2 separate regions of the Homo sapiens genome follow, and region 2 is linked to region 1. A link is a loop called in an ENCODE intact Hi-C map of the cell type or tissue named here. Cell type or tissue: ascending aorta. All regions are shown on one strand. Each heading gives the region's core, and the rest is flanking DNA. Links, peaks and the distances in the headings are about the cores only.

Region 1 (5,372 bases), core at 69-5,068:
CCATAGGGCTACTGGGTGTCCTCACAACATGGCAGCAGGCTTCCGCTAGAATGAGTAATTTAAGAGAGCAAGGCAGAAGCAACAATGGTTTTTATGAGCTGCCCTCAGAAATCACTCTTTGAAATGAATCACTAAGTCCAGCCTACTTTCAAGGGGAAGGGATGAGTCTCCACCTTCTGAAAGGAGAGATGTCAAGGAACTTGCAGGCATATCTTAAAACCATCAGATCTGCTGGGCCCAGTGGCTCATGCCTGTAATCCTAGCACTTTGAGAGGCCAAGGCAGGGGGATTACTTGAGGCTAGGAATTTGAGACCAGCCTGGGCAACATAGTGAGATCCCATCTCTACAAATTTTTTAAAAAATTAGCCAGGTGTGGTGACATGCACCTGTTGTCTCAGCTACTGGGGAGGCTGAGATGGGAGGATCTCAGCCACAAGTTCAAGGCTGCCATGAGCTATGATCACGTCACTGCACTCCAGCCTGGGCAACAGAGTGAGACCCTGTCTCTAAAAAAAATAATAATAATAATAACCATCAGATCATTTCTCACTACAAGGGAGTCAGGGAAAACAACAGAGAACAGGATTGTCATGACTAGCCTAGACCAATCACAGTTCGCCAACTGGGACACACTGCCACCACAGACAGAAATCAGGGCTCAGTTATCAAGGAAGTAGAAGGAAGGTTAATGGGGAGGCAGTCAAGAGTATCTGCCACAGCCAGGATGATGCAGGAGGAAGAAAATAGGGTTGCTCGATAAATGTATATCCTGATATTCCGTGGGACATAAACTAAAACGTTGTTTATCTGAACTCAAATTCAACTGGGTGTCCTACATTTATATTGGCTCAATTTAGTATCCCTAAGTGAGAAACAAGCTTCAGTGGCCATCGCAGGAAGTCAGCAAGGACTGGGACTTCTTTGGAAAGAGAAACAAAAGAAGACCTGGGGTGATCTGCGGGGGAGAGGCAAGTCGTTGGGACAGAAAAAGAGGAGGTGGCCAGGCACAGTTGCTCAGGCCTGTAATCCCAACACTTTGGGAGGCCGAGATGGGCAGATCACTTGAGTCCAGGAGTTCGAGACCAGCCTGGGCAATGTGGCAAAACCCTGTCTGAACTAAAACCACAAAAACTAGCTGAGTGTGATGGCACATGCCTATAGTCCCAGCTACTCTGGAGGCTGAGGTGGGAGCATCACCTGAGCCTGGGAGGTCAAGGCTGCAGTGGGCTGTGATCACAGCACTGCACTCCAGCCTGAGCAACAGAGCAATACCCTGTCTCAAAAAAAGAAAGACAGGAGATTGGGGAGGCTGAGGTCTCTTGTTTTATTATTCACTGCTGCCACCCCAACACCACATGTGGAAGCCACCACCACCACCACCACAAAAAAAGGTATCCACAGTTTTTTTCTTTTGAGACTGTCTTGCTCTGTCACCCAGGCTGGAGTGCAGTGGCGCCATCTCGGCTCACGGCAACCTCTACCTCCAGAGTTCAAGCAATTCCCCTGCCTCAGCCTCCTGAGTAGCTGGGATTACAGGGGCCCGCCACCACATCCAGCTAATTTTTGTATTTTTAATAGAGATGGGGTTTCACCATGTTGGCCAGGCTGCCAGGCTGGTCTCAAACTCCTGACCTCAAGTGATCCGCCTGCCTCAGCCTCCCAAAGAGCTGGGATTACTCGTGTGAGCCACTGTGCTTGGCCCCACCGCCCCACATTTTTTTTTTTTTTTTTTTTTGGAGATGGGATCTCACTCTGTCTCCCAGGCTGGAGTGCAATAACCAATCACAGCTCACTGCAGCGTCAACCTCGCAAACTCAGGTGATCTTCCTACCTCAGCCTCCTGAGTAGCCGGGACCATGGGCACGCACTACCATGCCCAGCTAATGTTTACAAAATTTTTGTAGAGACGGGGTCTCCCTATGTTGCCCAAGCTGGTATGTTCACTCTTCATCTCAAAACATAGCCAGGAAGCTCTAGCCAGGAGCACTTCTCTTTCCAACACCCTGAAAAACAGCTCATAAAGCTGAAATGGGGGCTGAGGGGCGTGCCACAAGATACATCCCAGGGGTATGGGAACTGGGAGCCTCACTGCGTGACCTCAGGCAAGGCCCTCCCCTCTCTGGGCCTCCTTTTCCTTGGCTGTATAATGAGGGATTGATCTAAATTGTCTCCCAGGGCCCTTTTACTTGGACCATGTGTCTCCCTCCCAAAAGGAAAAACTAGAGGGAACCAAAAGATGTGGGTGGTTTCCCTTGTTCCATCTCCAAGCCCCAAATTTGGATGAAAATGTCCAGTGTGACATAGATTTAATATAAACACTCGTGCATTAACACTCACAAATACCCCAAAAGGAGTCCCAGATGGGCTATTTTTATCCCTTAAAACACACACACACAGAAACACACAACACTCCAATCCCCATCACCCGCACTTGGTCAGTATCTCCAGTTGGTTTTTACGAGAAGAGAGAGTTCCAGTTAAAGGGAGCTAATTAAACAGCTTTGACTTGGGGCGGGAAAGAGGCTGTCGAAAGCCTCCTCGCTGGGCATGATGTCACCACAATTGTGCGTTTCTCATGACCCAAGAATGTGAATGTGTTTGCACTGCACGTCGGAGCCAGAGCCGGTGATGCAAGCACAGCCTGGTAAACAGGCCCCAGACAGGCAGGCCCTGTGAGGAGCCGTGGTGCAGAGGCCTGGCAGGGGCCCAGCTAGTGTTTAACTCCTTCCTGGCAGAACTGGCTGCTGGGCCGCTAAGGTTTGGTCAAGGAGCCTTCTCCACCCGTCCCTGCTTCTCTCTGAGGCACAGTCCCTGTTAGTGGCAAGCCGTCAATCTGGAGCCACAGTAGACCTGCATTCCCACCCACCTGCAGGTTTTGCTCGCTCAGGAGCCTTGGGTAGGTGACTCTCTGGTCCCGAGTCTCAGTTTTCTTATCTGTACAATGGGAAGAGGAATCAGGCCCTCAATCTCATACCTACAGCTCCAAGTTCAGAAAATTCAGACAGCCAGAGGCTTTTCTGCACACTTAGTGAAAACTCATTCAGGAGCAATATCTGACCTGGATTGACTGAGGGTGTGCAATCTGTTCATTTCACTTAGAGTCAATACTCACACTTCTAGCTACAGAAATATTCGTATGTTTCATTGGAGATGGATGGATCCAGACCCCACTGGATTACCTTTTAAAATCTAAAAAAATCCTGAATTCTGAGGCTGGGAGCAGTGGCTCATGCCTGTAATCCCAGCACTTTGGGAGGCCGAGGCGGGAGGATCACTTGAGCCCAGGAGTTTGAGGTTGCAGTGAGCCATGACTGTGCCACTGCACTCCAGCCTGAATAACAGACCGAGACCCTGGCTGAAAAAAACAAAAATGAATTCTGAAACCTATCCAGCCACAAGTGTGTTGATCAGGTCTTATGGGCCTGAGGCACCTGCCTCTAGCCTGTTGGGAAACTTACTGAGCGACTGCCTTCTGCTAGAATGTCAGCCCCCAAGGACAGGGCTTAACTCTGTCCCCGATGTGTCTGCAGCAGCCAGTGCAGTACCTGGCATGTAGCAAGCACCCAAACAATAGTTCTTGAATCTTTAGCTGAAGTTATTCATCCCCCATACATGCCATGGTGGTGAATATGGGAAACTGAGGCCCAAGCCTCTGAGCTGGTCTGCCCTAGATCTTTTCCCACAGATGATGTTCTGACTTTCCCCCCAAAAAGGTAGCTGTTCACCTTTCTCTGCCAGCAGCTCACAAACAGCTTGATGACCCCCCTCCAACATTCCAGGGCAGCTGGCTGGTTTTGCGGGCACCAAAGAGTTTTCTTTGGCTAAAGGTTCAGCCGATTAAAAAAGGGGGCCCCCATGCATTAAAGCTGGGGGTGGGGAACGGGCAGTCACAGAGTAGAGTAGGGGCTGAAGGTGTCATTAAAGCTCGGGTCGGGGGAGTGGAAATGGAATCTGCTAGCTGGCCTGAGACTAAAAGCCAGATCCCTGGATCCTTCCAGAGGACTATGAATGTGCTAGTCAGGCTCTGCCTTAATCCTAAAGCTGGAGAATTATCCAGACCCATGAAGAGCTGCCAGGAAGAAAAAATTCCTCCCCAGTGTGGTCTGCCCTACCCCCACCTTCCATGGTGCCCTGAGAAACTCCCTTTTCCTCTCTTGGCTTCAACATAATGGAGTTGGAGAATCCAAGACAGTGGATCAGAGCTCCTGAGATCATGGACTTAGACTCAGGTTCAGGCCCAGACTCTTCCTCTTGCTGGGCAAGGAGCTAGGGCAAGTCAATTTCAAGCCTTAGTTATCACATCTGTAAAATGGCACTAAGTTAGAGGGATATTGTCCAGATGACTGTGTCTGGTACATAGTAGCAATAAAAAAGACATTAGCTGGCCAGGCATGGTGGCTCACGCCTGTAATCCTAACAATTTGGGAGGCCAAGGAGGGCGGATCACTTGAGGCCAGGAGTTGGAGACCAGCCTGGCCAACACAGTGAAACCCTGTCTCTACTAAAAATACAAAAATTAGCTGGGCATAGTGGCTTGTGCCTGTAATCCCAGCTACATGGGAGGCTGAGGCAGGAGAATTGCTTGAACCTGGGAAGTGGAGGTTGAAGTGAGCCGAGATCAGGCCATTGCACTCCAGCCTGGGTGACAGAGCGAGATTCTGTCTCAAAAAAAGAGAAACATTAGCTAATATTACCCTCAGCATGGATACTCCTACCAGTCTGATGTTCTGTTTTAGGTACTTCGTACCATCATAACCTCATTGTTGGAGCACTCACTATGTTCCAGGTACTACGCTAAGTGCTTCACAAGCATTCTTTCATTTCATCCTCCCAACATCTCTCAAATAGGTACTAGCACTGTCCTCACTATTCAGGGGAGAAGTCTGCGGTTCAGAGGGGTGAAGTGATTCCTCTAAGACTGCATAACTTGTAAGTGGCAGAGCTAGGACCTGTCAGACTCTAAGCGCTTCATACCACACCTACAGGAAATATCTAGCAGCCAGTTCCATGCTCAGTTTCTTGAAGCATGAGATTCCAGGCCCCTAATATGGCATGTGACTGTGGGCAGTACAGAGGCCTCAATTCTCCCATCTGAACCATGGGGAAGGTCCCCCCGCCCTGAATCCCCTACAGGGCTGAGAGGAGGGCTCTGGAAACCTTGAAAAGGACTTTGTAGACTCTGAGCTGGGCACCCTCAAAGGCTTGGTTAGGAGGGAGACAAGAGAAAGAATTAATCCACTTCCCACCAAGGAAGCCAAGAGCTGAAGGAGAAATGGTCCGTGTCCTCCTCCAGGGCCTGCCCCTCAGCATGGTTCCTCCCTTTGTTAGGAGGGTTAAGAACTTGGCCAAGTCTCAGCTCCACTCATCTCTG
Region 2 (5,372 bases), core at 218-5,217, 110 kb before region 1:
TCCTTCCTCTGCTTTTCCACAGGCCTGTAACTCCTTAGTCTTTACTTACAACGTTCTCAACCACACCATACAGGGTTCTCTCACCACCCTTCTAGGGCGGGCTCACGGCAGACCACCAGCCCCAGGTTAGTCTCACTCCCCCCACAACGCTGAAGAGTAACCCTGCTGTCTTTGAGCTCTTGGTTCATCCCAGACGCATGAGAGGTGCTGTGCCCTCTGACTGTACCACCATCAGACTTTAGTAGCTGGTACCCTCAACACGTCATCTTCCATGCTGACCACCCCCAGTTCCCACCGTGTCCTTCCTCAGCTGACACAAACTCCCCTCCATTGACGAAACGGCAGCAGCACTGTTAAGTGAAAAGCCCAGTGCCTATACTCACAAGCCCGAGAAAACATCAGTATGAACCCAAGGCGCAGTAATACAGAGGGGCTAATAAAATATAATTCTTGACCACAGGATTCAAGGATGCCTGTAATTAGCTCATGTCCAATAACTGGAGCTATCTCCTGTCCCAGAAGTGTTTTGCCACCTCAAGCTCATTATGACACAGGCAGCTCCCTGCTTTTGGATGCAACTGGTTTCTGGGAACTGTGCCTTGAGGCTGATTTCCAAAAGGCAAAAGTCTGAATGGATTCAACTGCTTCCTTCCTCTGTTTGGCCACATTAAGCTGGCTAAGAAGCAGGCAGGGACAGGCCTTTCCAGGCAACGCAGGGCAGGGCAGAAGTGTGAAGCACCAGCAGGGGGACCGCCCTCTGAACAATGGGGCTGTTCAGCTCCTTTCTTCCAGCAGCTTCTGGAGCTTTATGGCTATTATCTCATTAGTCTTTATAACACCCCAGGGAGATGATGGAGGTGGAAAGCCTCATTACTCTCTTCTGTGTACCAATACAAACCAGACTGGCATGCCAAGCACACAAATGAATGTCATGCCCCATTTCCCCAAACACTCAGGAAAACTCCCAGGACACTATTCAAAGATACCCTGGGGGCTGCCAAGTCCTCGTTCTCCTCCTCCAGTACCCAAAGTGCTGGCAATGCTCCTTGCCCTGAAAATTTCACACACCACCTCCTCCTCCTTCCCTAAAGCGTATGGGGAGCAAGTAAGGCACGTTATCTTGCCTTCTGTCAAAGCATGCCCTTGCCCTAATTTGGCAAAAACTCTCACTTTGTGCCTCTATCTTCCTTCTGTCTTTGATTCTGACTTTAGCCTTTGAATAGCAAAAGCCCCAAATATCACTTCTCTAACTGGCTTCCTTGCTTCTCAGCCCTATTCTCCCCACAAATCACCTTCTCCTGAAACTTATTCAACTTCTGAATTGGTTTCAAGATGATTTTACTGTCTACTCTGAACACTAGATGGCTCCATCTCAATGGGACCTTCACAAAAGTCTTCCACTGAAATACGCTAATAACACTCTCAACTTCTATACGCTTTCCTTCCCAGTCTGCTAACCACTTTCAGAGTCACATTTCATTTGCTTCTGAACCTCACTCTATAAATGTCAGAGATTAGAACCCCATTTTCTAGAGTAAGAAACAGACATTCAGGGAGGTGAAATGGCTTGCCTGAGGCCATTAAGAAACAGACATTCAGAGAGGTGAAATGGCTTGCCTGAGGCCACAGAACTGACAGAACCAGGTAGGAGGAGGCTGATCTACAATCTAGATGAAAAGTCAGGGCTTCCCCTGATTCTAGGAGACTTCAGTTTTGGGGGATTTAGATAACCTGCATTAGAATCATATGATTACAGGTGATTCATTTCATCTGTGAAAAACACATTCCTAGCCCCTACCCAGATCCACTGAATCAGGCCAGCAATCTGCCATGGAAACATCAAAGGAGGAGAAATAAAGGCAGAAACCAGGCTCTCACAGCAATGATAGCATGTAATTCTTAACCTACTTGGTATGCATTATCATCTCAATTTACAAAGGAGGAAGCTGAGGCTTAGAGACGTAGTAGCGGAAGTGAGATTTGAACCTTAGCTTGTCATTTAAGTGAAATGCACAGCAGCTCCATTTTGCAGTCAGAAAGACCTGGTTCCTACCCTAGCGCTCTACACATAGGCATTTTTAATGCCTTTGGGAAAGTAACTTCACCCTTATAAACCTCAATTTCTTCATCTGAAAATAATAGTACCTACAACCTCACAGGGCTATCATGAGGATTAAATGAGATTATTCGTGTGCCTGGCACATGGTAAGTGTCTGTTATTACCATTTGGTTCCTGCCCTGAAAGACAAATCACAAAGTCCGGATACCAGGTCCTGATTTCTTCGGAAGTACTCTCTTTCTTCTCCATACACCCAAAGCACAACTGCACACAAGGCCCAACTGATGCTGCTGACTGATCAAACCACCACCCTCCCTCAAACAAAACAACACATTTCCACGACAAGACTGGAAACGTGACTCACAATTCCATTTGCACAAACTCCAATTCCACTAAATCTTATTCCATCCAAAGGTATGTACAGCTGGAAGTGAGCATTTCAGAAATAGAAACCTTTCTCTTGGGGCTTCACTCAAAACCAGAACAACACATTCCAAACACTAACCAACTGGGAACTAAGGCTAAGAAAAAGTCCCATGGGATTTGAAGACATTAGGTAGGTCCCTGCTATAAGGGCCTTGCAGTACATTCAGCATCCTCTGGGACGGAGGGCTCACATCTCTCTTCCTTACCCTGGATCCCCAGTGCCTGGCACAAAGCATGACATGCAGCAGGTGCTCAGGGAACACTGCTGCACAGTAAGGTGACCCCTTCATCATCTCAGATACATCCCAACACCACAAGAGAATCACTCACATCCTTGACTACAGGGTAAAAATAAGAATTTTCAACAGGAGAGGTGCAGTTCTAGAGCACTGTGCCAAGAGAAACGTACAGCCTCTCCTGCCCTGTTTTTGGATGTTCATACTTTTCAATCTGTGGAGTAAATTCAGCTGGGAACAGCTGGTAAGCTACTCCAGAAACCACCACTTTCTGACTTCTTCCAGTTCCAGAATTATAGTCAATAGAGGGACAAGGAGAAGGAAAGTTTTCATCCAAGAGAAGCAGGACAGCATTGCTGGATTTTGTTTGAGCCCTGTGACAAGCTTCTAATATACCTACGATTTTAACCCATTCCCGTACTGCCCAATCTGAGTAGACTCAGGTGTTCGCTTGGCCGACTTCCCAAACTGGATCACACTGGCAGCATCACCTGAAAGGGCAGACACAAGAGAAAGTGAAAAGTTTGCATTTCTTTCCCAGGGTCCTCAAAGTCAAAGGTCTGAGCCTTGTTAAATCCAAGCAGGGGTGTGTATCTGCTGAAAACCTCTCTCCAAGGAAATTCACCACCATGAAGCACATGGAGGCACAGCTTTGCCTGGCCTGTTGGTACCTCTATCACTGTGACCTATGTTCTATTCCCAGAATGTGGTAAGACAGCTAGCAGAGGCATCTGTAGGTCCAGCTCGAGAATGTTGTGCAAGCTGATAAATACAACGCCAAGAGACAGGTAATCTGATTGACTTAAGATTGCCTTTCAGATCCTATCTCCCATGTTAGGACAAGACCTGGCAAATACATTAGTAGAATTAAGCCTGAGATGTTGCAACAGACTTCTTACTCCCCAGGTGGATCTTCTAGACATAACATTGGAGGCAACAGAAAAACAAGTTCACACAATAAGTATTTTGTAAAAATGGTTACATCGCACCCCCCCACCCCCCAAAACAATAATCTCATCACTTACTTGGATCCATTCCTGCTCCATCATCCAAAAAGCAAAGCATAAATCCTCCTCGAAGGTCCTCTCGTCTTTCTGTAAAAGAAGCAGCTGCCATTACTGGGCCGTTACCCACCACAGGGTGGCAACATGCCTATGATCAGAAGGCAGATCAATGTGAAGCTTGGTCCAAAAAGGTCAGGTCAAGCCTAAACTTTCTACGCTGGTGTGAATTAAACTTCAGGGTCCTTGAGGTTGCAAATTCCCATCCAAGGTTCTCCAATGTTTTCTAGATCATGACAAAGCTTGGGAGAACCTTTGAAGGCAGGAATATCTGGTCCAGCATCTAATCATACCCACTACCACTGAATATGCACATACCTCACACATATCTCAATCATCCTATCCTTCTGCTCACTCCACCTGGATTACTATCACTTCTGCCCTATGCCATAGACCCCAAGCACTAAAGTACTCCAACTACCACACACTGTACTTTATCAATACTGCTCAAACTCAACAGGATGCCTCCTTTGTGAATTAAGTCTGGGGTATCCTTCAAAGTGATGAAACCAGACATGGTATGGGCACAGCAGTGGAAGCTGCTATCTAAAAGATGAAGTACTGTGTCTATACATGACCATCCCTAGGCTGACTGGCATTCTGGGCTATCTGCATTTACTGTCATATCCCCTGCTAGCTATGGTCCTTGAAAGGGCTCCCCATCCCAACAGTGAGAAGGCACATGGTACAACGTGGAGGTGCCTTGTTCCTAGCTGGACCTGCCTGATGGGAAGAAGGAATGGTCCTTTGACAATAAGATGCACAGCAGCTGTGGTGGGGTTTCCTGGCCAACAGAAAAGGAACACAACAAACTACGGCTGCCATTCTAGTGAAAAGAACGTCTTCTCTCAGCAGTTGTCTTCTGCAGCAGAAAGTGGTTAACTGAAAGTGGTCTGGGTCCAAGCATGTCATGGTCAATGGAGAAGCGATTCCCAAATATGGAAACAGGCTATACTAGCTTCCAAGGTGCCTTTTGACCCAATGATGAGGACTAGGTGAGCAAAAGAGAAACCAGCCTTGGAATCAAGGAAGTTGGTAGACACAAAGAAGAGAAGGATGTAAGGCAGAGGTATAGGGAGGAGACCCACACAAGCCAAGCAAGCCAACTTCCCATATAGATGCTATTCAGTCTACTGACTGGCACAGGGATAAAGGTAGCATTTCTAAGAGGAAAGAGGTCTGTGTAAGGTATTACAAGGGCAAGCCCAAGGCTGCTCTGCAGCCTGGTCCCTGATGATTTCGGAATCTCCCCCAAGCTTCAGTTAACCAATTTTGTACAACTATCTAAGCTGAGAAATCTGTTTTAAATGCTCTTTGTCCTTTCTTCAGGCTAAAAATTCAAGTGAGTAGGGACTGCCCTCTGTCAAATAGACTTATTAATGTAAATTAAAATGCTATTTTTTTTTTTTTTGAAATGGAGTCTCACTCTGTCGCCCAGGCTGGAGTGCAACGGCGTGATCTCGGCTCACTGCAACCTCTGCCTCCCAGGTTCAAGCGATTCTCCTGCCTCAGCCTCCAGAGTAGCTTCTGTAAGGCTATAAACCACAGAGATTTTCAAGTACCACTCAGTGTTCAGGAAGCTGAACATTA

The links. Hi-C counts contacts between places; a loop is a spot of excess contacts. Peaks named below come from ENCODE experiments on the same cell type or tissue, not always from the same donor. Only the 100,000 strongest peaks of a DNase experiment are listed, where the experiment ranks them.
Region 2: a loop joins it to region 1, with 6 times the contacts of the local background. A loop is called at or near these places in 2 of 110 quality-filtered maps.

What each region holds. Positions count from the first base shown.
Region 1 is chr22:31,053,150-31,058,521 of GRCh38, forward strand. No RefSeq gene overlaps it. Among named protein-coding and RNA genes, the nearest start is that of SMTN, 25 kb to the right of the region's middle. In ascending aorta, for the core only: no CTCF peak of the experiment used is centred there; a DNase peak (open chromatin) is centred at 2,622; H3K27ac peaks cover 4,384 bases.
Region 2 is chr22:30,946,631-30,952,002 of GRCh38, forward strand. It overlaps MORC2 (MORC family CW-type zinc finger 2), which reads right to left. Exons shown (of 26, transcript NM_001303256.3): 4 at 3,747-3,815; 5 at 3,122-3,212. Among named protein-coding and RNA genes, the nearest start is that of MORC2, 19 kb to the right of the region's middle. In ascending aorta, for the core only: CTCF peaks have their summits at 743 and 1,356 (motif pointing right); DNase peaks (open chromatin) are centred at 681, 2,364 and 2,689; H3K4me3 peaks cover 774 bases; H3K27ac peaks cover 5,000 bases.